Linked DNA regions of Homo sapiens: region 1 is linked to region 2. Evidence: read pairs that join two places in POLR2A ChIA-PET (ENCODE). Cell type or tissue: GM12878. All regions are shown on one strand. Each heading gives the region's core, and the rest is flanking DNA. Links, peaks and the distances in the headings are about the cores only. Region 1 overlaps ADORA2A-AS1 (ADORA2A antisense RNA 1). Region 2 overlaps UPB1 (beta-ureidopropionase 1).

The links. ChIA-PET counts read pairs that join two places held together with the same protein. Peaks named below come from ENCODE experiments on the same cell type or tissue, not always from the same donor. Only the 100,000 strongest peaks of a DNase experiment are listed, where the experiment ranks them.
Region 1: POLR2A ChIA-PET joins it to region 2 with 7 read pairs; 5 of 35 experiments call an interaction of 5 or more read pairs at or near these places.

The regions. Positions count from the first base shown.
Region 1 is chr22:24,454,193-24,467,280 of GRCh38, forward strand. The region is part of intron 3 of ADORA2A-AS1 (ADORA2A antisense RNA 1); the gene reads right to left. Among named protein-coding and RNA genes, the nearest start is that of ADORA2A, 33 kb to the left of the region's middle. RefSeq lists enhancers at 6,486-6,635, 6,916-6,985. In GM12878, for the core only: no CTCF peak of the experiment used is centred there; a DNase peak (open chromatin) is centred at 6,769; H3K27ac peaks cover 744 bases.
Region 2 is chr22:24,510,887-24,520,501 of GRCh38, forward strand. UPB1 (beta-ureidopropionase 1) reads left to right here. Exons shown (of 10, transcript NM_016327.3): 5 at 2,438-2,599; 6 at 4,315-4,484; 7 at 9,501-9,582. Among named protein-coding and RNA genes, the nearest start is that of UPB1, 20 kb to the left of the region's middle. RefSeq lists an enhancer at 3,807-3,856. In GM12878, for the core only: no CTCF peak of the experiment used is centred there; a DNase peak (open chromatin) is centred at 4,035; H3K27ac peaks cover 2,785 bases.

The sequences.
Region 1 (13,088 bases), core at 2,297-10,296, 54 kb before region 2:
CATCCCTGGAACAGCTGTGGTCCCAGCTTCTACAACCCCTTCTAGCCTGTGAAGTGTTAAGATCTGGCTTCACTACTATGTGACTATGAGTCTATGTGACGTTGAGTAAGTCAAACTCTCTTGTGCCTCAGTTTCCTTATCTGTTAGCTGCCAATAATTCCTGCCTGGCTACTGCATAAGCTCATTAATAGAATCAAACGAAATAAACGATAATAAACTAGAATTGTATTAAATACATAGAAATATTTACCTTTTTATTATTTTCAAGATATAGAAATGCCTGCCCTCTTGCTAAAAGAATCATGGGATGTCTGATTTGTAAATAAATTTAATTTTGAGAGTTTGCCATTGCTTGGTGATGGAGGGGAGATGTTGTCCTTATACAAGAAGCAGGACTCTGAAAGCTCTACTCCCTTTTCCTGCCCTCTTCTGCTTGGAGGTTTTGTGCCACTGAGTTCCTTGGCACAGGAGGACCAGCAGGCAGACTGGGGTCCCCGGAGGCGGGAGCAGCCAGCCCTGACAAAATACTGAAGTTGGTCAAGATTGTCTTTAAAATCTCTTCCCTGTGCTCTTTCCCCCGGTTTAGCCTTCGCTACATCTTTCCTGGGTTACTGAGGAAGGGGTTCTATACAACCTCCTCCCTCTCCACCAACCACTATTCAGTTTCCCACCATTCAAGATCTACAAGGGGCCAGGCGCGGTGGCTCACGCCTGTAATCCCAGCACTTTGGGAGGCCGAGCTGGGCGAATCACTTGAGGCCAGAAGTTTGAGACCAGCCTGGCCAACATGGAGAAACCCCATCTCTACTAAAAATACAAAAATTAGCCAGGTATGTGGCACACATCTGTAATCCTGGCTACTCGGGAGGCTGAAGCAGGAGAATTGCTTGAACCCGGGAGGCAAAGGCTGCAGTGAACTGAGATCACACCACTGCACTCCAGCCTGGGTGATAAGAGTGAGACTCCATCTCTAAAAAAAAAATAAAAATAAAAAAGACCCACAAGGACCAAAGACTACGAGGTTGGGAAATGTGCCTGGCCCCATTTTGGCAGAGTCAGTATTCAACAAATGCTGAACTGAGCCAAAAGGACTGCCTGTGTGTCTTCCCCATTAACCAGCAGCTTTGTCCTAAGCAGGTCCTCCTGTTCACAAGGAAAACGTCTGATGGTTCCCTTCCCACAGACTACTGGGGACCACTGCATTTGCCCTCCCCTCCTAGGCTCTATGCATTTTCAGACAGGCCCCTGGAGAGGAATGGTAAACCTGGGGGCGGTCACATAGGGCAGTTAGGGCAGTGGAGGGAGGAACAACGGTTGAGAGTGTAGGGGCTTGAGGACTCTACTCCCTTCCCTTTCTTGCCCTGACTCCTCTGCTGCAGCCCAGAGGTGTCACACCACCATGTTCCCTGACATCAGCAGGCAGGTGGCCTGAGGTGTCTACAGTCAGAGCTACGGCTGAGAAAGGCTTTGAAGTTACACAGGTTATGTTACCTCTCTTTTTTCATTTTTAAAATAAAGAAATATTTTCCATTCTCCTGCTTTACAAAGCTGTTAAGAAGATTAAATGTAAAAACGAGTAAAAAGAGAAGTAGGACAGTCAAGTCTGCCAGGCCCTCCTGCCTGTGACCCTTGGGTCGCTGCCAGCTTGGACCTCAGTCCAGCTTCCCAGGGCTCCCTCCGATGGTCCTCCTCTCACCCAGACCAAGGACACTAGGACTAAACATGGGAGGCCCCGCCCTCCTGAGTGACTCTTTATCTATACAGGATTGTATTCTCTGCCAAATAGACCAAAAGGAAGGAAGGCCGGCAAGACATTAGCTCTTTTCTTAGCTCTCAAATAGCTGACATTTCAGGAAACTGAAATTCTGAATGGGACCAGAGGTGATTTCAATTCATTGTGCCTGTCTGCAGAGTCAGTCTATATGAGGACTCCATTATATAGGACGTACTTCTAGAAGTTCAGCGAAACCCTTGTCAATAAATCTCTTTCAAACTTATCTACTCATGCTTGGAAATTCGTCATTAGAGCTTTACTTCTTTGGCACAAGCCAAATGTGGGTTTTTGTCTTTTATAAAAGACATATCAGTCATATCAGTCATCTCAGTGTGAATGGAGTATACTGGTCCTTTCCTGGGAGCAGGCTCATACGAAGAGAAGACTAGAACACTGAAGACTTGTAGCCTCTGAAACTAGAAGAGGGAAGATGGGCAGTGTGTGGAAGAGAAAGGATGTAGAGGGAGGTGGAGCTGGTGAAGGCTTTCCACCTGAACAGTCAGGTATGATCTCCAAAGTACCCAACAAAGCTACATGTAGGCCAGGTACAGTGGCTCATACCTATAATCCTAGCCCTTTAGGAGGCTGAGGCAGGAGGATCCTTTGAGACCAGGAGTTCAAGTCCAGCCTCAGCAACATAGCAAGACACGATCTCTACAAAGAATTTTTAAAAATTAGCCGGGCATGGTGGCCATGACTGTGGTCCTAGCTACTTGGGAGGCTGAGGCAGGAAGATTACTTGAGCCCAAGAGTTCAAGGTTACAGTAAGCCATAATCGTGCCACTGCACTCCAGCCTGGGTGCAGAGTGAGACCCTCTCTAAAAACAAACATAACAAAAAAACTACATGTAACAAAGCCAGACAGAAAGAGAGATTATTCTGCATGATTCCATTTATATCTAACAAATGAAAACTAATCTACAGTGACAGAAGGTAATCAGTGGTTGCCTGGGCCAGGTTGGGAGGAGGCAGGAGGGTGGAACTACAAAGGGGCATGAGGGAACTTTAGGGGCGATAGCTATCTTGATTATGATGATGGCTGCAGGACTGTATATATATGTCGAAACTTATCAAGTCATACACTGTAAATAAGTGCAGTTTATTGTATGTCAGTTATACCTCAATAACACTTTTTTTTTTTAAGACAGAGTCTCCTTCTGTTGCCCAGGCTGGAGTGCAATGACCAGATCTCAGCTCACTGCAACCTCTGCCTCCTGGGTTCAAGTGATTCTCCTTCCTCAGCCTCCCAAGCAGCTGGGACTACAGGTACATGCCACCATGCCTGGCTACTTTTTGTATCTTTAGTAGAGATGGGGTTTCACCATGTTGGCCAGATGGTCTCAAACTCCTGATCTCAAGTGATCCACCTGCCTCCACCTCCCGAAGTGTTATGGGAGCCACTATGCCTGGCCTATAACACTTTTTTTTTTTTTTAAGAGTCTCGCTTTGTCATCCAGGCTGGTGTGCAGTAGTGCAATCTCGGCTCACTGCAAGCTCTGCCTCCCAGGTTCACGCCATTCTCCTGCCTCAGCCTCCTGAGTAGCTGGGACTACAGGCGCCTGCCACCAGGCCCAGCTAATTTTGTTTGTTTGTTTTGAGACAGAGTCTTGCTCTATCACCCAGGCTGGAGTGCAGTGGTGCGATCTCCGCTCACTGCAAGCTCCACCTCCTGGGTTCACGCCATTCTCCTGCCTCAGCCTCCCGAGTAGCTGGGACTATAGGCACCTGCCACCACATCCGGCTAATTTTTTTTGTATTTTTTTTAGTAGAGACAGGGTTTCACCATGTTAGCCAGGATGGTCTCGATCTCCTGACCTCATGATACACCCGCCTCGGCCTCCCAAAGTGCTGGCATTACAGGCATTAGCCACTGTGCCCGGCCGCTAATTTTGTTTTTGTATTTTTAGTAGAGACGGGGTTTCACTGTGTCAGCCAGGATGGTCTCGATCTCCTGACCTTATGATCTGCCCACTTCAGCCTCCTAAAGTGCTAGGATTATAAGCATGAGCCACCACACCTGGCCAACACTTTTTTGTAAAAAAAAAAAAAAAAAAAAAAAAAAAAGGGTCTCGCTGTGTTGCCCAGGCTGAAGTACAGTGACCATTCACAGTGCACTACAGCCTTGAACTCCTAGGCTCCAGCAATCCTCCTGCCTCACTTTTCCAAGAAGCTGGGACTACAGGATCACGTAACCACATCTGGCAATAACAATTTTTTTAAAAGAGTGAAAACACAAACCTACAGTATTTTGTGCCTGCCAAATAATGTCTCACATGCCTCTGCTAAGTTCTGGCAGAAACAAGTGTTTTCCAGCATGATAATTCACCTTTCTGGGAATTGGATTTTCTCTCTGTGAGTTGATAGGGCTGAACTTGATGATCCCAAAGTCTGATCCATATATAATAGTCTAAGTAGTGAGGATCAAATATGTTAACTGATAGAAATCCACTATGAAAGCTTAAAGGGTTTAATACAAATATAAGATACGAATCATTAAATAACTAGTATATACAGAGATACTGAATAAAAATAGTGGATTAGGCCAGGCGCAGTGGCTCATGCCTGTAATCTCAGCATTTTGGGAGGCCAAGGTGGGCACATGACTTGAGGTCAGGAGTCTGAGACCAGCCTGACCAACATGGTGAAACCCCATCTCAACTACAAATACGAAAATTAGCCGGGCGTGGCAGTGGGCACCTGTAATTCCAGCTACTCCTGCTGAGGCAGGAGATTCGTTTGAACCTGGGAGGCGGAGGTTGCAGCAAGCCAAGATTCTGCCACTGCACTCCAGCCTGGGCGACAAGAGTGAGACTCTGTCTCAAAAAAAAAAAAAAAAACAGTGAATTAAACACATGCATCTAATTTTGCTATATCTAAAACTTCATCAAAAAAATGCTTTTTGGCCGGGTGCGGTGGCTCATGCCTGTAATCCCAGCACTTTGGGAGGCCGAGGCAAGTGGATCACTTGAGGTCAGGAGTTTGAGACCACCTGGCCAACATGGTGAAACCCCATCTCTACTAAAAATACAAAAAATAGCTGGACGTGGTGGTGCATGCCTGTAATCCCAGCCTCTTGGGAGGCTGAGGTAGGAGAATCGCTTGAATCCAGGAGGTAGGGATTGCAGTGAGCCAAGATTACGCCACTGCACTCCACCCTGGGCAATAGAGCAAGACTCCTCCGTCTCAAAAAAAAATTTTTTTTTTCAAGGGTAAAGCCTACAATAGGAGCTCTTGGAAAGAAAAAATACGACATCAGAAACAAAATGCTTAGTGGAAGGATTAGAAAACATTGAGGAAATTTTCCAGGAAGTAGAATAAAAAGACAAAATAGAAACTAGGAAGGAACAGATGAGAAATTCATCCCAATATGTGAATAATAAGTTTTAGAAATACAACAAAGGAAATGAAATAATTCAACAAAACACTCCAGAATCGAAAGGACATGACTTTTCAGATTGAAAGGGTCACGAATGGCCAGGACAATAGGTGTGTCATTGTAAAATTTCTTAATGCTAGGGACAAAGAAATCCCGCAAGGTCGCACACACAGAGTGAGGAATCAGAATGGCTTTGGCCTTCTCAACAGCAGCACTGGAAGCTAGAAGACGACAGGGCTGAGGAATCTAAGTTCTGAGGCAAAACGATTTCTTACCTAGAATTCCACACTCAATTAACCAAGTGTTAGACATTTTCAGACACACAAGATTTTGAAAAAAAATTATCTCTTGTGTACTCCCAGGAAACTCCTGGAGGACATATGTTATCAAAACGAGGGAAGAAAGCATAAAATGAGAAGACATGGGATCCAGAAAACAGGCAATCTAACACAAGAAAGAGGCAAGGGAATCCCCTGGACAGTGGTAAATAGAGGTTCCAGAATAGCAGTGTGTAGCAGGCCCCCAGTGCAGGAGAGAAGGCTCCAAGAGACTTTCCTGAGAAAAATGTATTGAGAGAAGATCTAGGTAATTGGCAGACTTTAAGTGGTAAGAGTGACTAGTGGTAAGGCCTTAGAAACCTAGGTGGATGAAAAAAGATAAGCAAAACAAAGTGATGTGTTAGGAAAAGCAATCATGGCTGACTACATGGCTTAGCTCCAAGTGGCATTTACACTGTCATAACAAACACTATTATCTACAAAACTTACACTATACTGGGAGCAAGGGGGCACAGAGAGGGATGCATATGTATAGAGGGGGCAAATGAAGAAGAAGGAGCTAAATCCTCGTCTTCCATAGTGGGAAGTCAACAGATAAGGCCTAAAGGAAAAAACAGGAAGTAGTATTATAAAACATGTTATTTGGAGATAAGTAAATTCCAAAAGAATTAAACAAGTTGAAATTGGTCCCTCTAAGGAAAAGGAAATGGGGTTGGGGTGGGTACAGGGAGGTTGAGGACTGCTCTTTGTCTTAACAAATCTTAAAGAACTAGTTCCCTTTTTAATCAATGTTCCTGTATAACTTTGATAAAATTTAAAATTAAAAAATTACCATGGTGAAGGGTGATGAAATGAACGCTTATTGAATGCAGTCAGTGCGGACAGGTGCTCCCCATATAGGTGCCACCCTGCTGGTGTCCAAGCTTTCTGAGCTGTTACAGATCACGCCCAAGGTATGCAGGAAGGTGCCTCCATTTGGGAAACAGCATGGGGGCTGGTCCCACACGGTGCTGACTGCTGCCTCAGTAAGTCACTTAGCCTAAGTCTCAGCTGTCCCACTTTGCAGAACCAGATTCAAGGAGTGGTGAAGGTTTCACGGGCAAGTGCCTGTAGAATACCTGGATGGGCAGCCACCTACTTCAGGTCCTGATCTGGAGAAAAGAAAGCAGTAGGAAAGCAGTGAGCAGAACAGAAAAATATGCAGTCTGATAGTGGAAATAGACTCCGGCCCCTGGTGGCATGAAAAAGAGGAGCCCCTGCAGAGCAGAGCTACTTGTGAGCTGGCTCACGCCCTGCATGTCAGACTCTGATCGTACTCCTGTGTGCTGGAGAGTTTCTGTTTCAGAATGTTGAAATGGTGGTTTCTGAGAGTGAGCTCTGTTGTCAGATACTCCAGCAGCAGCACAGTGTGAAGCATATCTCGGGATAAACACCTATCAGAGGCCACAGTCTAGTTAGCGAGCTGAGATAAACCATGTTCTAGGAGAACTCACAATACAAGGTATGGCGAGGAAGAAAAATGCCCCAAAGGAGGAATGAAAACATCCAGCTTCCTGGATGCCTTCTCTGACACTTCTTGCTTTGTGACTTTGAATAAGTCACTCGCCATCATCACTCACTTTTCTCTTCTGTAAAAGGACTGGACTAGATGCTTTCGAGGGTCCTTTCCTGGCATGTAAGAAAGTAAACTCACAGCTGGGCACGGCGGTTCACGCCTGTAATCCCAGCACTTTGGGAAGCCAAGGCAGGCGGATCACCTGAGGTCAGGAGTTTGAGACGAGTCTGGCCAACATGGTGAAACCCTGTTTCTACTAAAAAAATACAAAATTAGCTGGTTGTGGTGGTGCATGCCTGTAATCCCAGCTACTTGGGAGGCTGAGGCAGCAGAATGGCCTGAACCTGGGAGGCGGAGGTTGCAGTGAGCCGAGATTGTGCCACTGCACACCAGCCTGGGTGGCAAAGCAAGACTGTGTCTCAAAAAAAAAAGAAAAGTAAACTCCCTGAGGGCAGAGACCTTGTCTGACTTGTTCATTGCTCTGTCCTCAGTACCCAGCAGAGTGCTTGATACAACCAGGTGCTTGATGAATACTTGTTGAATGAATGAAATGGAAGATAAAAGCAATCAGTTTTTTAGAGTCTTAAAACTGAAAAATGACCCCAGTCAATGCTTTAATTTCACAGGTGAAAAAACAAAAGCCCAGTGAGGAGGGAAAAAATGTGCTTGTGATCACCACAGCTAAGCAGGAATGGAGCTGAGATTCAAGTCCCAGCACTGTGGGAACTCAATTGAGGGTAGGTTAGGGTAGACTAGACGGGCGAGGGAAGGCCACATCTTTAACTATTCAGAGGTGAACTTCAGGGTAACAGTCTTCTGAACTAACTAATAAAGTTTGGCTGTGGGGCAAGACGTAGTGAAAAGTATATGCAGTTATCTGGGTTCAAGTTCCACCTCTGCTACTTACCTGTGTGATCCTGGCCTAGCTACCTAATCTCTGAATCTGTTTTTTTGGAAAAAGAGATAATAATAATATCTACTTTACATAATTTCTGTCAGAATATAAGTAAGTTGGATATGGTATGTGAAAAAAATATTTTTCAAGATGTCAAATCTCATAGGTTGTTAATGTGTTTAGCCTAGCTCCCTTCTAGTAATATCTCATTCACTAACAAATCAACATAGTTTATTAATAATGGTTTATTCATCCAGTTAGTCATCACTTTGAAAATCAAATGGAAGAACTTTGAAAGGTAGGTAAGTTTTGATGGAGTAGAGCAGGAGGAAGAAAAACTGGGGAGTTAGAATCTAGGTGGGGAGGGCCAGGTTTGGTGGCTCATGCCTGTAATCCCAGTACTTTGGGAGGATCGCTCAAGCCCAGGAGTTTGAGCCAGCCTGGGCAACGTGGCAAGACCTCGTCGGTACTAAAAGTTAAAAAAAAAAAAAAATGTTAGCTAGGTGTGGTAGTGTGCACTACTTGGGATGCCAAGGTGGGAGAATTGCTTAAGCCCCGGAGGTCAAGGCTGCAGTGAACCAGGATTATGCCACTGCACTCCAGCCTGGGCAACAGAGTGAGATCCTACCTCAAAAACAGAAAAAAGAATCTGGGTGGGGGCATTGCAGGGGCCAGTCCTGAGGAGCCAAGGGCAAGCACAGAGAGGCCCAGGAGTCGGAAACCAGATTCCATACTCTGTGACTGGGAGAACCTGTTAACCCTCTTGGTCTGTTTCTTCATCTGAAGTGGAAGGATAATGACAGTACCTCTGCTAACTTGGAGGCTGCTGTAATATCACAAGACCATGGATGTGAAGAATTTTTAGGGATCATCAACTGCCATCTCCACAGATGGGAGATTATCATTCCTTTATAAGAGTATGGATGAGAGGGTAAGAGACATACTTGAAATAAACCTTGCCTATCAAATTGTCTCCCCTAAATTTATATTTTGAAGTCCTAATCCCCAGGGTGACTGTATTTGGAGATAAGGCCTTTAAAGAGGTAATTAAGGTTATATAAGGTCATAAGAGCAGGGCTCTAATCCAATAGGACTGGTGTCCTTCCAAGAAGAGGAAGAGACACCAGGGATGTATGTGCAGAGAGAAAAGGCCATGGGAGAACACAGCGTTAAGACAGCCATTGGCATGCCCAGGAGAGACACCTCACAAGAAACCAACCCTGCCAACATCTTGATCTTGGACTTCCAGCCTTCATAACTATGAAAAATAAATTTCCTGTTTAAGCCACCCAGTCTGTGGTATTTTGTTATGGCAGCCATAGCAGAACTAATACACCCACCTTACGGTTTTGCTTCCCTTACTCCTTCCCCCAGAACAAGTTCTCTCTTCATACGTAACGGCATTGCACAAAAATAGCTTCTGGTCAGCCAGTAAGGCAGGAGGCAGCGTGACTAATGGGCAGGACCAGGTGTTGGGACCTTGACCAGTCTACTGGCAGGTTGTACTCCTGAACTGCTAAGTGGGTGGAACCAGTTTTGTCTGTTCTTAGACACCAAGTTTGTCTTCCAAGATTCTGAGGCTCGACAGAATGATGAACTGTTTAAAGAGCTTTTAGTCACAGGGAAGGATTTAGGCCCATGATTAAAGCTCAACTTCCCCCTTTCTTATGTCCTGGGTAATTTGAATAATGTTGCCTTAAAAATAGGGGACAAGTAGGCCGGGTGCAGTGGCTCACACCTGTAATCCCAGCACTTTGGGAGGCCGAGGCAGGTGGATCACCTGAGGTCAGGAGTTCAAGACCAGCCTGGACAACATGGCAAAACCCCGCCTCTACTAAAAATACAAAAAAATAGCTGGGCGTGGTGGCACATGCCTGTAGTCCCAGCTACTGAGGGGGCTAAGGCAGGAGAATCGCTTGAACCTGGGAGGCAGAGGTTACAGTGAGCCGAGATCACGCCATTGCACTCCAGCCTGGGCAACAGGGCAAGACTCTGTCTCAAAAAAAAAAAGAAAAGAAAAGAAATAGGGGACAACATTTATATCCTGATTAGAAGCTCCTAAAGTAAATACATAAGCTTCCTTGGGATTAGATTGTCAGAAATTTCAAAAAACAAATCTGGTAACTGCATTATTCAGTCAACAAATTTTCATGGTCACCTACTATATGCCAACCTCTATTGTAAATTATACAGATACAATAGGAATAAAATAGACTTAGTTCCTTTTTTTTTTTTTTTGAGATGGAGTCTTGCTCCGTCACCCAGGCTGGAGTAGAGTGGCGCGATCTTGGCTGACTGCAACCTCCGCCTCTTGGGTTCAAGCGATTCTCCTGCCTCAGTCTCCTGAGTAGCTGGAACTATAGGTGCGTGCCACCATGCCCGGCTTATTTTTTATGTTTTTAGTAGAGACGGGGTTTCACCATGTTAGCCAGGATGGTCTCGATCTCCTGACCTCGTGATCCACCCGCCTTGGCCTCCCAAAGTGCGGGGATTACAGGCATGAGCCATCATGCCCGGCCAAAAATTTTTTAGACAGTACACCTGCAGAGGGCACATACCATGAATGGAACTTGCAGGACTGGAGGTTGCTCTGGGTGTGTCAGTGAGTGAGTGGTGAATGAATGTGAAGGCCCACGGCATTACTGTGCACTACTGTAGACTTTATAAACACTGTATACTTGGGCTACACTAAATGTATTTTTAAATTTTTCTTTCTTCAATAAATTAAGCTTAGCTTATAGTAACTTTTTGACATTATAAACCTTCTAATTTTTAACCTTTTGACTCTTTTGTAATAACCCTTAGCTTAAAATACCAAAACATTGTACAGCTGTACAAAAATAGCTTATTTATATCCTTATTCTATAAGTTTATTTCCATTTTTAAAATTTTATTTTTGTTTTACTTTTTAAACAGTTTTGTTTGAAACTAAGACAGACACATACACATTAACCTAGGTCAGGGCTATCCAGAGACCCTCCCTACCCAGGGTCAGGATCATCAATATCACTGTCTCCCATCTCCACATCCTGTCCCACTGGAAGCTCCATGCAATAATATGCATGGAGCTATCCTCTATGATAATACTACTTTCTTCTCAAATATTTCCTGAAGGATGTACCTGAGGCTGTTTTACAGTTAACTTTTTTTTCCTATAAGTAGAAAGAGTACACTCTAAAATAACGATTAATAGTATAGTAAATATATAAACTAGTAACATCATCATTTATTATGAAGTATTATGCACTGTATGTAATCGTATGTGCTATATTTTTATATGACTGGCAGTGCAATAGGTGTGTTTACACCAACATCATCAAAAGCACGTAAGTAATGCACTGCAATAGGATGGTATAATGGCCATGACATCACCAGGCAATGGGAATTTTTCAGCTCCATTATAATCTTACGGGCCCACCATTAGATGTGTTATGTGGCACATCACTGTAAAACTCTTTGGCCTGGCATTGAAAACCCAGTTCAATCTGGGCCTCCTACCCTCCTATTTAGATGTCTTTTTCCAACCAAGGGTCATCCCCAGTCAAACCTTTCAAAACTCCAATTCACTAACTAGAATGCTTACTATGCCTTACTTAAATCCTATCCATCTGGCAAGGTATGGCAGGCAGCCTCTAAGATGGCTCCCATGATCTCTGCCTCGTGGTATTCACATCCTTGTATGTGGGCTGAACTTGGTGACTCACTGCTGATAACAAGAATACAACAAAAGTGATGGGATATCGCTTCTGAGATTAGGTTGCAAAAGGAATGTGGCTTCCATCTTGGTCACGCTTCCTCTCTTAAACCTCTCACCCTGGTGAAGCCGGCACCAAGTCTTGAAGCAGCCCTATAGAGAGGCTTATGTCTGGAGGGACTGAGGCCTACCAACGACCACTTCAGTGAGCTTGAAACTGGATTCTTCTCTACCCTCTGATGAGCCTTTAGGCTGAGAGCTTAACTAAAACCTCATGAAAGACTGAGCCAGAGGCACCTGGCTGAGCTACACCTGGATTCTTGACCCATAGAAACTGTTGGATAATAAATGTTTATTGTTTTAGGCCACTAAGTTTTAAGGTAATTTGTCATGGAAGAATAGACACTAGGCTACGCGTGGCAGCTCACACCTGTAATCCTACCACTTTGGGAGGCTGACGCAGGAGGATCCTTTGAGCCCAGGAATTCAAGACCAGCCTGGGCAACACAGTAAGACCCTGTCTCTATAAAAAAAAAAAAAAAATAGACAACTAAAACACAAAGTGGAGCAATATGTTACACAGCAATAGATAACTGATAGACAAGACCAGTTCAAGTTGCTCCCCTGAATTTTCCTTGACCTAGCTTAGCCCAGAGCAACCTCTGCCTAATGTGAACTTGATGTAGAGCTGTTCTTCTCATTGGTCATTTTGCACAAGGGCAACATTAGTTATCTTCTATCCTCTGTGTCTCTTGTCTTTTCCAAGTAACCTGAGGTCAGTAGCTGCTTAAATTTCTTGTATGTCTCTGGAGAAAGTGTTTGTGCAAGTAGAGAAAGCGGTAGGCTTTGAGAGGCTAGAACTGCGTCTGAAGGGTCTTTTCATTCATGTTTGGTGACTGACTGAAAAATGACTTGTTGGTGGGAAATTGAAGTGTATGTTAGAAGAGGGACCACAGCTTAGGAAGAGCTGATTTTTGATCTTCATCAAAATGAGGCTTCAGTGGCAAATACTAACAGCCAATCCTCCTTGTAAATTCTGTTGATTTCCTTCTTATTGTGTAAGGAGTTTAGCCTTCTGTTGGCAGTTGTGTTGTGACAAGCAGCAGAGAGGGGGTGGCTCTGGGACACTGGGGTCACTTCAGAGGAAGGGAAGTTGATTGTCTTCTCAGGGCCCCTTCTCTCACATTTATTCTTTCCAGGGCCTCTGCAGCAGGACTGTGCTGAAGCCCATTTCCTACACGTAGCACCATTTATTTAAAACACACACTACATATACACAACAGACCAAATGCAAAGGAAAAAAGGGGAAAAAGGCTGCTGAAGACCAGAGTCACTAAAAGTTCAGGCTAAGAATAGACAAGGAACTCTGAGAGCTGCTCAGCTATGTGACCTCCTGCAGGGGCTTGGCAAGAAGCCCAATTCAGCTTTGTTTTTTCTGTGCTTTTACAAAGAAAGAGCACTAGCTTGGGAGTCAGGAGACCTAGGTACCAGACTTTGCTTTGCCAGTGCCTCTTTC
Region 2 (9,615 bases), core at 1-8,000:
GCAAGTCACAGAGCATGACCACAGCTGCCGGGTTTGGCCTTTCACCATGGAAAATGCACCCATTTGGTGCTTGTTTTGCCAGATAAGATTAGATAAGACTATCTGCCACTTTTTTTTTTAGCGTACTCTTAGAATTGGGGCGTGTAAGGCTCCAGAAGGGCCATTAGCTTTTTCAGGCAAGGGAGCTGCAGCCCAGGGAGGGTGGTCGGAGGTGACTTTTGTAGCAAGTCCCACAGCTGGCAAGTGGCAGAGCTGGCATTCAGGGACCAGAGAAGCCAGTTTCTCATCCAGAGCTCTGCATGCTCCACTGCAGTTTGCTTGAGTCACAGAAGCTTCGATGCATGGCCTGTGTCTCATCAGCATAGAAATTGGTTTTGATTTTTCTTCATTAAAACCTTATAATACATATTGTATGATCCCATTTATATAAACTGTCCAGAATAGGCAAATCCATAGAGACAGAAAGTAGATAAGTGGTGGCTAAGGGCTGGGGGTGAGGGAGGAAGGGAGTGACTGCTAATGGATACAAAGTTTCCGTTTAGGGTGATGAAAATGTTCTAAAATTAGATAGTGGTGAAGGTTGCACAACTCTGTGAATATCCTGAATACTACTGAATTGCACACTTCAAAAGAGTGACTCCTTGTTCTGCTGTTTCCCACCTCTCGCTACTGTACTTGACCAATCTTAAAGTGAATCTTATGCTCTGTGAATTATATATATATATATATATATTTTTTTTTTTTTGAGATGGAGTCTCACTCTGTTGCCCAGGTTGGAGTGCAGTGGCACGATCTCGGTTCACTGCAAGCTCTGCCTCCTGGGTTCACGCCATTCTCCTGCCTCAGCCTCCGGAGTAGCTGGGACTACAGGCGCCCGCCACCATGCCTGGCTAATTTTTTTTTGTATTTTTAGTAGAGACGGGGTTTCACCGTGTTAGCCAGGATGGTCTTGATCTCCTGACCTCGTGATCCGCCACCTCGGCCTCCCAAAGTGCTGGGATTATAGGCGTGAGCCACCGCACCTGGCCTGAATTATATCTTAATAAAACTGTTATCAGAAAACCCATGAGGTGACGAATGGTCATTTATCCTTATTTTCACCTCTAACACAATAACTCTTTTCATTTCTTTGTATTCTCTTTCAGGTTTTATACATATACTTAGGGGCTTTTGGGGCAGAGCTATAATCATGGTGACTTTATCAATACTCAGTTGTGATTCCAAACATCGATGTTCTCAGGCTGTAGGGGAAAAAAAAAAATCTCTCATTCACCAGGTTGTTGATTTCTTGCTATGGAAAAAAGAGGAAGGAGACTGGTTAGGGGACTTTTGCAGATGATAAGTCTGAGCCAGGGCTGGAGGAAGAGTGTGAAAGAGAGCTGGTGCCAGAGACACTCCGCCTCCACAGGGACCTGAGGCTGCCCTTAGCATGGCTCCTAGTGTTGCCTTCTGAGCATGCCTCTCCCCTATCCTGTTGTTAAGGCCAGAGATCATGACAGCTAATTAGAGTAGAGGACAAATGACCCGCTGGGCTGCTCATCCTGTGGTCACCAGGGACTGATGTTCTTACTTGAGACAAAAGGAATTTGATGCCAAAGAAATTTATTTTTGGCATAGATAAGTCGTTTGATTATTATTTTTATTCTTTTTTCAAGTGGTAAAATATACATATAAAATGTACTATTTTAACCACTTTTAAGTGCACAGTTCAGTAGTGTAAAGTATATTCACACTGTGCGGATCTCCAGAATTTTTGCATCTTGCAAATCTGACTCTGTCCCATTAAACAATAGCTCCCCATTCCCCCAGCCCCTGGCAACCACCGTTCTATTAATATTATAGTTTCCATTTCTGTGAGTTTGACTACTCTAGATACCTTACACAAGTGGAATCATACAGTATTTGTCTTTTTGGGACTGGCTTATTTCATTTAGCATAGTATCATCAAGGTTCATCCATGTGTAGCGTAGAACCGTGGCATCTAAGGCTGAATGATACTCCATTGTATGGATGTGCCATGTTTCATTTATCCATTCACCCATTGATGGGCACTTGGTTGGCTCCCACCTCTTTGCTATTGTGAATAATGCTGCAATGAATATGCGTTTGCAAATCTCTTCTGCTTTCAATACTTTTGGATATATACCCAGGATTAGGATTGCCAGATCAAATGGTAATTCTTGTTTAATTTTTTGAGGAACTCCCATATGGTTTTCCAGAGCAGCTGCACCATTTTACTCTACCACCAACTGTGTACAGGACAATGTGATTCTTATTTAGCAAAGCATGGACATCAGGGTATTTAGTGTTCCAAACAACAAATGCAAGTGGTTGCTCTGACCCAAGCCTATTGATTTAGTAGGATCATTCTTCTTTGATAAAAAACTACAACAATTGGTTTATAAGTGGGACTCTGCCATATTTATCATTTTTCCAGCTGGCGAAGAACCATGACATGGTGGTGGTGTCTCCCATCCTGGAACGAGACAGCGAGCATGGGGATGTTTTGTGGAATACAGCCGTGGTGATCTCCAATTCCGGAGCAGTCCTGGGAAAGACCAGGAAAAACCACATCCCCAGAGTGGGTGATTTCAACGAGGTGAGCCACCCATAAGATAGATAACCAGCCCTGCTCACTTGCCCCTCTGTATGTTGTAGATCTCTGTGGGACTTTCTGTGGGGAAGTTCTGTGCAGGATCATACTCCATGTCACGTACACTCCACGGGAGCACAGTGTGGCTGCAGTGCTCAGAGGGTTACCTGACATTGCCCTATATCACACAGGCAGACAGGATTCAGGCGGGACTCTCAGAGGAGTCCCAAACACCTTTAGCACAATGGGGCATATATTTTTTTAATACAACCTGATTTGGCCTCCTGAATTCTTTGAAGTAAGTGGTATATAAATTAAAACCAAAACTAAATATTGCACAAACATGAAATGATTCCTGTGGCCCCTTTCAGGCTCAGAGCCTAGCACGCCACAGCCCTGTCCTTGTTTGGAGCATGGCATTCCTTGTCTGTGGATCATGGGGGGGTCTGAGGTGGCCCATGTTTGTGTGTCAGGTGGCAGTAGGCAAACATGCATGTCTGTATACTGTGCATTATGTGAAGTTTCATGTGCCCATGATCAGGGCATAAGTTGGGGGGGCCATTTTGGTTGGTTAATGCCAACCCCTGGGTGGGTAAGATGGGAGCGGTGGATGTTTGAAGGAGGGAAATGACCTCTGCCTAATGCCTAAGATGTTAAATCTGAACTTGATTTGCCATTAATGCAGTTGTTCAGGATGTGATGTCCCCAGTTCTCTCTCCATGAATGTGGGGGTCCTGGCCGTTCTCAGGCTGGTCAGGCAGATAAGAAATGGCCTGCAGAGCTAGAGGAGGTTTCCCAGGGAGAAAGAAGAACCCAGCGTTTCTCAGTAACAGCTGGAGGTGGGGGTGGGAAGACGCGCCCCTCACCTGTTTACCCTGGGATTAATCTTTAGCTCCCTGCAGATAGCACAGGGCTTGTCTCAGCACAGCAGGATCTGCTCCGGTGTTCACCACGTGCACACATCCTGGTTGCTGCCTGACCCTGGCCAATTTTGATGGCCAGGATCAGGAGGAGGTGGAAGGCTCCTGGAGCAGATCTGTTTGGGACCCTGATTTGCCCTCTAGCTTCCCTCAGTGCTGTCCAGGACAGTGTCCCTGCCCTGGCACCCTTAGGAGCAGACAGAGAAGCAGGGATGGGAGGATGGGGTCTGGTCCGCCTGCCCCACAGGGACCTCCTTAACCCTAGGCAGGATGGAGAAGGTGCGCTTTCAGGGTGTGGGTTCCACTAGAAGCTTTGGCCTTAATCATTTGGGCGAGCTATGCCCCCTCAGGAAGCAGCTTTCTCCTCTGACCAGGGAGAGAGTTGCTTGGATGTGCTCCAGGTCTCCGGGCTCCACCGTTCTATATAATGACATGTGATTGCTGAGGGCATTGACCAACTCGTGTTAATGCCAACCAAACCCGAGCCTTGAGTTGGACCATAATTGAAACCTCACCAGAGTTTGAAATAGTGTGGAACGTCATTGTGGGGATTTTTGTGACATGTCAGAAAGGAGACTGGGCAAATGCTTAAGCCACTGTGATTTCCCCCGGGGGCTGGCTTATTTGGTGTCAGGGTTTTTTTGTGTGTGTTTTGTTTTTATCATATTGAAATTCTGGAACTTAGAGTCACACTCAGGAGTGTAACCACCTCTGGACTATTGGTGATATTTCAGTTTTTCTGCTGAGTCTAAGGAAATCTTGAAGGTCAGAGGCATCAGTATATGGCCCTTTGCTTTTCAGTCAACTTACTACATGGAGGGAAACCTGGGCCACCCCGTGTTCCAGACGCAGTTCGGAAGGATCGCGGTGAACATTTGCTACGGGCGGCACCACCCCCTCAACTGGCTTATGTACAGCATCAACGGGGCTGAGATCATCTTCAACCCCTCGGCCACGATAGGAGCACTCAGGTCACTCAGTTGGTGGGGTCTGGGGGGCTTCCTGGGGCCCAGCCAGCTAAAGCCCAAGGCTGGGCTGTGGAGCTCCAAGGTGGCAGCAGGCAGGCGCAGCCACCAGGATGTTAACAGAGCTGAGCCCCCAGGATTGCATGTTGTACATGTGACCAGCTTTTCAGTGAAAAGAATCCTCAAGATGGCAATGAGCAATCCCCCACCCGCAGCAAGAGCTGCTCTACAGTAAAACACCAACCTCTGCTGTGATTCTGAACACTGAGATGAAAATAATTCCCCCCTTTCCCTGTAGTCAGCAGGGGGCTTCAAAAAGCCCCACATTGGGCTGAGCTCGGTGGCTCACACCTGTAATCCCAGCACTTTGGGAGGCCGAAGCAGGTGGATCACTTGAGGTCAGGAGTTTGAGACCAGCCTAGCCAACGTGGTGAAACCCTGTCTCTACTAAAAATACAAAAATCAGCCAGGCGTGGTGGTGTGTGCCTGTAGTCCCAGCTACTCGGGAGGCTGAGGCAGGAGAATCACTTGAACTTGGGAGGCGGAGGTTGCAGTGAGCCAAGATGGCACCACTGCACTCCAGCCTGGTGATAGAGCGAGACTCCATCTCAAAAAATAAAACAAAACAAAACGAAAAAACAAAAAAGAACCCCCACATCTAAGTCCTTGGAGCATAGTAGGTGCCTAGCCAGCATTGGCTCTTGGATGGGGAACTGTGGATTCCTAGTCCTCACATCTGCAGCATCCTGCACAGGCAGGACAGACATCTGGACAAGAGAAGCTGCAAATGAGGGAGTTGGAGATCAGTCGAGGAAACTTGTCTTTAACCAGAGAAGGGTTTTATTTTTATAACACATAACAAGTGTTTCGGTGTTAGCCTCACCCCTAAACAGATAGAACTGCCCTTGTCAAGGCAGGGCTGGGGGATGAGGGGAGGGTGGCCCCGGAAGCCCGAGAACTGGGCAGTACCCCACCCCTGGGGCCCCTCATTTAGGAGGGGCATCCAGCGAGCTGATCTGACTGCATGACTCTGCTGCTGCTGCCTCTCTCTTCCACAAAGGCTGAGCATTTGGGTGGTTTCCAGTTTTGCATCACTACAAGTAACAGAACTCTAGGAATTTATGTGCAAATACTTTTCTCCCCAACTCACTTCTTTCCAAGCAGGATTCCTGCAGCAGGAGGTGCTGGCTTTCACTTTCTGTGGTCTTGGCTGCCAGTGTCCCCAGCAGGACAGGGGTGTGCCCTGTCCTGCCATGGGTGGGGAGCAGGGGGAGTTCTGGTGGGTGTGCAGCTTTAGTCTCTGTCAGCCTGCACTTGTCTCTCTTGTCCTCATTCTTGACTAAATTTCAGTTGAATTTCTTCTTTTTTTTTTTTCTTTGAGACGGAGTCTTGCTCTGTCACCCAGGCTGGAGCGCAGTGGCGCAATCTTGGCTCACTGCAAGCTCCGCCTCCTGGGTTCACGCCATTCTCCTGCCTCAGCCTCCCAAGTAGCTGGGACTGCAGGCGCCCGCCACCATACCTGGCTAATTTTTTGTATTTTTCGTAGAGATGGGGTTTCACCGTCTTAGCCAGGATGGTCTCGATCTCCTGACCTTGTGATCCACCCACCTTGGCCTCCCAAAGTGCTGGGATTACAAGCGTGAGCCACTGCCCCCGGCCAAATTTCAGTTGAATTTCTTCTAAACGTCAGGGTGTGACATTTACCTTTTCTTTTCATACAGTGCCCCTTTCTCAAGAGTAATATCCCCTCCCCATTCAACATTTATTTACATAGCAGGTTCCTTCTGGAGCCAGAATGCAACCCCTCCTCTGTTACCTCAGGTCTACCACCCTGCCCATGTACCTGGAGGTCTGGTCCATGTCCAGGAGGGGTACTGTTGGGTAGAAGGGGAATATCAGGCCTCCATCTCCCCTCAGAGAACATACTGGAGTCTCATGGTGGTCAGATCACCAGTGATAGCATTCATTGGTGGTTGTCAGTAGGGTTTTTACTGGTCATCCAGCTACCAGGCCTGGGCAGAACTTTGGGGCCACCCCCTAAAGCAGCCCCCTCTGCTGGCTCTGGGTAAGACACTTGGCAAGCTCCATCTTCCCACTGGGGTCCCTAGAGGAACCCGAAGCACTAGGGCATCTGGCTTCTGGGCCAGGGCAGACAAAGTTGTGGCTGTGGACTCAGATGGCTCCTCGCCTTGTGTGTGCAGAGGCCCTCCCTGACCCTCCTATCTCAGGCTTTTATTGGCTCCAGTTAGGCAAACAGAAGCACCCCAGTGTAATATGCATATAATTGCTATGTCCTCAGCAGCCTATTAGGCTTATTAAAAATGATTGATTTTTCTTTCCTCAGCCAAGAATCATCCAACCCTTGGCTTTCCAGGGTGTGGTGAGGCTGGCAGTAAAAACTAACAGGTCTTTTGGAAAGCAGTATGTTTCATGAGCTCCTAAAATGCTCATGCCCTTTGGCCTGATAATGATGCTCCTAGAACTGTAGCCTGAAGAAACAATCTAAAAGAGGAGGGAAGGCCAGGCACAGTAGCTCACATTTGTAATCCCAGCCCTTTGGGAGGCCAAGGCTGGCGGATCACTTGAGGTCAGGAGTTTGAGACCATCCTGGCCAACATGGTGAAACCTCATCTCTACTAAAAATACAAAAATTAGCCGGGCATGGTGGCAGGCACCTGTAGTCCCAGCTACTTGGGAGGCTGAGGCAGGAGAATCGCTTGAACCTAGCAGGTGGAGGTTGCAGTGAGCTGATATTGCACCACTGCGCTCCAGCCTGGGTGACAGAACAAGACAGAAAAAAAAAACAGGGAAAGGCAATGCATGTGAAGGTGCTCACAACAGCTTACTTACAATAAGGGAAAAGCTGACAGCGGGGGAAGTGTCTGAGCTAAGCACATTACAGCCCACCTCTTCCACAGGTTATTGTACAGCCACTATAAAGAGTCATGATGAAGGTAATGCAAAGTGATGAAAGCCTGTGAGCAAGAAAAAGACGTGTTCAGGCTGTGGTCAGAACTCTTGGAAAAAAAAGGAAAAAAAAGTTTGCCTATGGATGAGGATAGTCATGGAGTGTGGATAAAAGGCAACAGGTGGTTTATTAAGATGGTAGGATCCTGGCTTGTTTTCTTAAAATGATGAATGATGGAATTGATAGTGTTTTTCAGCATAATGCTGGGCAAATCCCCACCAGCATTGGATCACAGCATCCAGAACCATCCATCCCCTTTTCTGGCACCTTCTGCCGCCTGTATTAGAGACAGACATACACATGTGCATGCACACACATGGGTCAGCAGGGTGTCCTCATTCATTTTTGAGTCCCACAGTTCTAAGTACATAGTAGTGTCTGAATGCTTTTGATTAGGTTATCCTCATAATCCAAGGATGTGTCCCTTACAGCTTGGGTGACCAAAGATTTCTACCACCTGTGTACATTCATTGGCAAGTCACCATCCTATCCTCTTGCTGCATCTTGCCTTTCCACTGCGATTATTTTTAGGGGTGTGTGTGCACCGCGCTGGGAATATGGCAAACGTCCCCACTCCCCATCAGACGTCATGATTCCTGCACACACTGGGCTCTCACTAACCCCAGCTTCCTTTCCCCTGGTGGTTTTGAGAGCATAAATTTTATTTCCAGCTGTGGGTTTGGGTCCTATGCAGAACACCTCCCTGGAGAATTGCAACTAAGATGTTTATGGCAATCGCCCTGCAAGTGTCTATTTAATTCCTGAAAATGTCATTTACTGGTGTGTTTCTGTAAAAATCATTTCTGAAAAGTTTTGTCAGCTTGGCTTAGCAGCTGGGGGAAAAAAGCAGCAAAATGAGTCCCCTCAATCAAGCCTGTGATTTTTTATTTTTTCAGACTCATGAATCCTCCTGAGAATTAGGCTTATGACAAGCACCCACCCCCTCCACCTACTCCCTGGTTTAAACCAGGTGCCTGCTGACACGAAGGAAGATTCCGGGGCATTTTGATCCTAGTCACACAGTGTTTCTAAGTGGGCATTACTCCTGTCAATCCACAGTCTTAAAGATGTTCCTCAGACAAAAGATAATTAGTGACAAGAAGGCCCACTAGATTCCATGTCATATCTTAGTTGGCGGGCCAGAGAAGGACAGGGTCTCTGGTTGGGGCCGTGTCTCCCATCGCATTCTCCCTTTGCAGGTGCTGAAGTGAGGAAGGCCCACAGCTCAGCCAAGCACATGGGGTGCCTCCCTCCTGGGCCACTAGCCCACTGGCCAGTAAGAGAACCAGGGAGCCTTTACTTAGAGACTCAAGGTTCAGAAGAGGGAAATGGGAAGTCACTGGGAAATGGCCCAGCTTGGAGGAGGTGACCCTGCTGCCGAATCTGACCCCTTATCCTATTACCTAAGTTCCTTTCTTGTTTACTGGCCCTGAAATCACCCGCTTTGGAGATTGCCTTGCAAGGCAGCATAGCAGAGTAGGAGAGTTAGGGTAGGGCAGGTACAGCCTGTGCTCAGCCCTCACAGGCCCTGCACAAGCCCACCAGGCCCCCGGCTCCCTTCTGGCATTCACCAGGAGAGGTTCTGCCCAGCCCAGCAGGTGGGTTCCAGGAGAAGGGATGGAGGTGGGAAGTGGTGGTTATGGAACTCCTACCACTTGGATCTTCACCTGCATGGTCATTCAGTCTTCATAGTCTTCTTTTGAGGACATTTCAGAAAAGGAAACTGAGGCTCAGGATGAGGATTTGATCCAGGGCTGCTAATTCTTCTGACAGAGCACAGCCACGTGGCTTATGCCTGCAGCAGGCCCTTCCCAAAGGCTGTTCAGGCCAGGGCAAGGTGCTGAGGACAGGCTGGCCTGGTTGCAGGTTTGGGGTGTGACCGGTGAGTCTCCTGGTTGTCCCCACCACTGGCCCAGGAAAGCCTGCAGCCAGGCCAGGCTCTGTCCCCACCACTGGCCCAGGAAAGCCTGCAGCCAGGCCAGGCTCAGGGCTGAGCATCCACTGAGTCTGCCTGGAAAGTCGGCAACCTGGTTCCTCTTGGTCCTCTCTTACAGCGAGTCCCTGTGGCCCATCGAGGCCAGAAACGCAGCCATTGCCAATCACTGCTTCACCTGCGCCATCAATCGAGTGGGCACCGTAAGTCCCGAGGTCTGGCTGGGGAGAGGAGCC